2 separate regions of the Homo sapiens genome follow, and region 1 is linked to region 2. A link is a contact called in ENCODE Hi-C data. All regions are on one chromosome and are shown on one strand. Each heading gives the region's core, a stretch centred on a gene start or an enhancer-like site at or near the end of the contact. The rest is flanking DNA. Distances are from core to core; before and after follow the strand shown. Region 1 holds the start of XPC-AS1 (XPC antisense RNA 1). Region 2 holds the start of LINC00620 (long intergenic non-protein coding RNA 620).

The links. Hi-C counts contacts between places; a loop is a spot of excess contacts on that map. Pooled maps may share reads with other maps.
Region 1: a loop to region 2 is called in a map of heart left ventricle, with 3 times the contacts of the local background. The contact joins the promoter of XPC-AS1 here to the promoter of LINC00620 in region 2. A Hi-C loop is called at or near these places in 2 of 168 maps with a recorded cell type or tissue (heart left ventricle and naive thymus-derived CD4-positive, alpha-beta T cell) and 4 of 50 pooled maps.

The regions. Positions count from the first base shown.
Region 1 is chr3:14,148,254-14,150,953 of GRCh38, reverse strand. XPC-AS1 (XPC antisense RNA 1) reads right to left here and starts at 1,392. Exons shown (of 2, transcript XR_001740603.2): 1 at 1,352-1,392; 2 at 1-1,112. It overlaps XPC (XPC complex subunit, DNA damage recognition and repair factor), which reads left to right. Exons shown (of 16, transcript NM_004628.5): 12 at 2,006-2,140; 13 at 2,223-2,392. RefSeq lists enhancers at 1-99, 1,717-2,401.
Region 2 is chr3:13,649,293-13,651,992 of GRCh38, reverse strand. LINC00620 (long intergenic non-protein coding RNA 620) reads right to left here and starts at 1,272. Exons shown (of 6, transcript NR_027103.1): 1 at 1,160-1,272. All of the region lies in intron 1 of LOC100293612 (a long non-coding RNA gene), which reads left to right.

The DNA.
Region 1 (2,700 bases), core at 143-2,642, 500 kb before region 2:
GGCCAGCGCCTTTAGTCTGAGTCCCGCACCCTCCCCATGGTGCACAGTGATGTTCTGGTGCTCACTGCCTCTGCATTCCAGAGGACTTAGGCCCCAGGTCCCAGTGTTCTCCCACCTCTGTGCCCTGTGGGGTCCAGCCCTGTTCTCTTGGGCAACCCCTTGCCCCTTTAAGCCTCTGCTCAGGCGGGACCTGTTTTGAGCAGCCTTTCTTGCCTCCACTGTCCTCAGGGCTGGGCAATGGCTTGCCTCTGAGCTCCTGTTCCACCCTGTACTCATCACGCTGAGTCGTAGCTCTGTCTCTTCCCCTGCAGGAGCCTGAGCTCCTAAGAGCAAAGACTGTCCTCGCTCCATCCCTCCTTCATGACTGGGTCATGGCCTGGTCTCCAGGAGATCCCAGTGGAAGTTTACTGAACAGTGTGCTGGGTGAATGGCTTCTCAGAAAGGGACGGTTGTCAGAACTCAGAGTCCCTCTGTCCCTGAAGTGGTGACAGAGAGGGTGCGCCCAGAGATCATGGCAGGAATGGACATGAGAGCTCGCAGGCCACCCCCAACCTGGGGAATGGCTTTTCACATTTTTAAAGGGTTATAAGAATGAGAAGAATAAAGAATATGTGATGGAGGCCACGCATGACCCTTTACAGAACAAGCTTGTGGGCCCCTGCACTAGAGGAAGTCTGTATGCTGAGGCCCAGGGGCCAGCCCTCAGCCGCACGCCCATGCCTGACTCCTCTAAGAGTTACGTGACTCTGTCCTTGCCTGTCCTGCGCCCCTCTCACCACTTCACTCCCCAGGGAAGATCTTGGCCTTGGCCACTGCACGCTGTTGGGGAGCACACTGGGAGTCCTGAACTGTCAGTGCTTTCTAGGGCGTGTGAGCAGACATAGGTTATATGTTGAGACACAGGCTCTACTGATGGACAGTTACCTGAATTGTAAATCCTGGTTCTTGTCACTTACCAGCCATCAGCTCTTAAGTGACTTTGTCTCTCAGTCTCAGTCACTGCTATCAGTGATGACAGCACAGAATATAGGCTAGTGGATGAAAGTGTGGGCTCTGGCCCTTACGAGCTGTGTGACTTTAGGCAAATCATTTACCCCGTCTGTGGTGTTCATCTGTAAAATGGAAACAATAATAAGACCTACCTTGTGGGTTTGTTGAAAAAATTAAATAATAACATATAAAGCACTGAAGATAGGCTGGGCGCAGTGGCTCATGCCTGTAATTCCAGCACTTTCGGAGGCCAAGGCAGGTGGATCATTTGAGGTCAGAAGTTTGAGACCAGCCAGGCCAATATGGTGACACCCCATCTCTACCAAAAATATAAAAATTAGCTGGGCATGGTGGCGGGTACCTGTAGTCCCAGCTACTCAGGAGACAGGCACGAGAATCACTTGAATCCGGGAGGTGGAGGTTGTAGTGAGCTGAGATCACACCAGGGCACTCCAGCCTGGGCAACAGAGTGAGACTCCGTCTCAGGGGGATAAAAAAACAAAAAACACCGAGAATAGTGTCTGGGACAGAGAATGTTCCATAAATGTTAGCTAGTGCTTGTAGTAAGAAAAGGGGAGCAGCCGGGCACGGTGGCTCACGCCTGTAATCCCAGCCCTTTGGGAGGTTGAGGCGAGTGCATCACCTGAGGTCAGGAGTTCGAGACCAGCCTGGCCAACATGGTGAAACCCCCGTCTCTACTAAAAATACAAAAATTAGCCGGGCGTGGTGGCAGGCACCTGTAATCCCAGCTACTCAGGAGGCTGAGGCAGGAGAATTGCTTAAACCCAGGAGGCAGAGGTTGCAGCGAGCCAAGATTGCACCACTGTACTCCAGCCTGGGCGACAGAGCGAGACTCTGTCTCAAAAAAAAAAAAGGGAGAAAAAGCACCCCAGCTGGTAGGTGTGTTCTGAGGGTTCACCAGGTACCAGGCATGCGGCACTGAGCATGGTGCCTGGCCCGGTGCTGAGGAACTGGATGCCTTTGTTGTAAACGGTGGCCGTGTCCTCTGGTGCAGATGGTGAAAGGCTTTTCTAACCGTGCTCGGAAAGCCCGACTTGCTGAGCCCCAGCTGCGGGAAGAAAATGACCTGGGCCTGTTTGGCTACTGGCAGACAGAGGAGTATCAGCCCCCAGTGGCCGTGGACGGGAAGGTAAGGGCAGCATCAGAAGGGCTCAGGACCAGGCCGCCTTGTTCCCCTGCTGGCCAAATGCTGACTTGCTCACCCGACACAGGTGCCCCGGAACGAGTTTGGGAATGTGTACCTCTTCCTGCCCAGCATGATGCCTATTGGCTGTGTCCAGCTGAACCTGCCCAATCTACACCGCGTGGCCCGCAAGCTGGACATCGACTGTGTCCAGGCCATCACTGGCTTTGATTTCCATGGCGGCTACTCCCATCCCGTGTGCGTGAGGGGCCTTCGATGGAGGCTAAACACAGGGATGGGGAGGGGTGGCTCCAGAGATGGGGATGGAAAGCTGGCATGGGGCTGCTGGGAGTTGAGGCCTGGTGGCTCCAATTTTCAGGATGTTACACTGGATTTGCAAAGTCAGTGCTTTACCAATTCTGGCTTCCCTCCAGAGGGAACGGAGCCAATGAAACTGGCATCGTAATGCTGGATTAAAACGTTCTTCCCAGGTTTAGGGACTCACAGGCTAGTGAGCAAAAAACAGTCAGCATCTTTCCCCGGCAGCTGCCTGGTTAGTGAGCTCT
Region 2 (2,700 bases), core at 23-2,522:
ACCTCCTGACGCAGCAGATAAGGACAGCAAGGCTCAGAAAGGCCAGGTTTCCTGTCCCTCCCCGATCCTCAGCCCCTCATCACCCGTGGCTGGACTCCCTGTGTGGCCTGGGCCAAATATTCAGCTCTTCTGGGCCTCAGTTTCTGTGTCTGTAAAACGGGGATCATCATGGAAGGAAGGAAGAGTTTAGTGAGGTAAGAAGGCTACACAAGTAGCCCGCCTGTCTCCCTCAGGGGAGGCAAGACAGACTGGTTCCAGACCATTTGCTACCCCAGGAAATGGCTGGGCAAGGTCTCTCTGAGAGCTGGAATGACCAGGCTGAACACAGGGCTGTAGGTCAGGCATCTGCTAGAACCCAGGTACTAGAGATCAGAATGCCCTATACACACACACACACACACACATACACACACACCCAGAACAGTGGCAGACACCCCCTCCCCTCCTCAGATGCGTTTCACCAGGTTCCCCCACACTCACAGCCACGCGCCTACAGAGATGCAAACTCACACACAGCTCCCGGTGTCCTGCAGGCCTCAGGGTAGCCCTGGTCCCAGTGTGCTAGGGACAGTCCCACCTCATATCCACTGCCTTGGCCTAATTAGCAGTGCCCCTTTCTTATTCATGTCCATGTCCACAATAAACTGTCTGATAAACCACTACATAGCGGACACACTGGTGTTGCCTTTCCTCTCCAGAGAGGTTCTCAACCATGCATGTGTGTATGTGTACACACGTGTGTACATGCAAGTGTGCGTGTGCATGTGTTCATGTGCGTGTCTGCGTGCATGTGTGTCTGCTTGTGTGCATGTTAGTGTGTGTGCGTGTGTGTGTGCCAGAGACGCCTTTGGCAGTCTGGGCAAGCCTGTAGGCTCTTAAATGCCGATTAGATTTAAATTATAGTTATCAGAATACTAAAAGGGGTCTGTGACGTGGCGCTACCTGGGCTTCCTTCTTAACCCAGTGAATGACACGGTCTAGCAGCGGGTCTAATACCCACTGCAATTTCAAAGTACTAAGGAAGGAAAGCGAGATTGCGCCATCTCTGAAATCAGTAGTGCTACTATAGCTCATTGCGTTCATAATTAAAGGACATGCTATGTTCCAATTAGAGTACAAAAGATGTTATTTCTGCCCATCCACGTTCACGCACCCCCACCTCGATTTCTCTCCAGGTCCTGAAAGCTGCTGTGCGACGCGGTCCTCGGACCTGGCCACCTGCCTCGCCCCGGCCGGGCCTGGCCTGCACTGGCCCGCACCGGCCCGCACCGGTCAGCACCGCCTCGCACCGGTCAGTACCGCCTCTCCGCTGTCCGCTCCTGCGCAGCCGTCCGCAGTTCCGCATGCCACCGCCAGGTGTCGCTGCACACACGCCGTGGCCCCGAGGCTCCTCTGCAAGCCGCTCCGCGAGGCTCTAGGGGGCCCCCCAGGGTCCTGTTTCCCGCGGCCCGCAACTTATCTGTGCACAGAGCACCCCCACGCTGCGCTAGGAACTTCCGCTGCTCCCCCACCACCTCACTCCTTCGTGCCTTTGAGCATGCTGCCTGCAGTGCCTGCCCTGATCTCCGGCTGGGTGATTCCTGCTGCACGTCAAAACCCACTGGAGGCAACACCTCCTCCAGGAAGCCTTCCCTGATGCCACTATAATGGCCCCTCTTGAGTTTCCACAGCCCCCTGTGTCTGCCTCATCATTGCAGTGACTGCCAACATGGTTGTGTCTGTTTCTGTGTCTGACTCCCCACTAGAATGTGAGCTTTGGGAGTATGGGGAGGGCCACGCAGTGGGCTGTTATGTTTTGTTTTTTAAGTAGACTTAATTTTTTAGAACAGTTTTAGGTTCCCAGGAAAACTGAGCAGAAAGTACAGAGAGTTCCCACACACTCCCTGCCCCTACACGTGCACAACCTCCCCTCTATCAACATCCCCAGCAGAGGGGTGCATGAGGGACCTGCACTGCCACATCAGTGTCACCCACAGCCCATGGTTTACGTGAGGGCTCATTCTTGAAGCTGTACATTCCATGTGTTTGGACAAATGTACAACGACCCTTATCCACCATTATTGTATCACACAGAATAGTGTCACCGCCCAAAAAATTCTCTAAACTCCACCCGTAATCCCCTGTGCTCCCTTCCCCCTAACCCCTGGCAACCACAGATCTTTTTACTGTTCCCATAGTTTTGCCTTTTCCAGAATGTTGTATTGTTGGAATCATACAGTGTGTAGCCTTTTCAGATTGGCTTCAGATTGGCTGGGCCACATGGCAAAACCCCGCCTCTACAAAAAATACAAAAATCAGTTGGGCGTGGTGGTGCATGCCTGTAGTCCCAGCTACTCAAGAGGCTGAGGTGGGAGAATCACATGAGCCTGGTAGGTTGAGGCTGCAGTGAATCGTGATTGCTTCACTGCACTCCAGCCTGGGTGACAGAGAAAGACCCTGTCTGAAAAAAAAAAAAAAAAAAAAAAAAAAAAAAAAAAACAGCCAAACTGTTTTCCAAAGTGGTTGTGCCATTTTGCATTCCCACCAGCAATGAATGTGAGTTCCTGGTGCTCCACATCCTCGCCAGCATTTGGTGTGTTAGTGCTTTGGATATGAGCCACTCCAGTAGGTGCGTGGCAGTATCTCATGGTTGGTTTAACTTGCAGCTCCCTAATGATATACCTATGTGGAGCATCTTTCAGGTGCTTATTTGCCATCTGT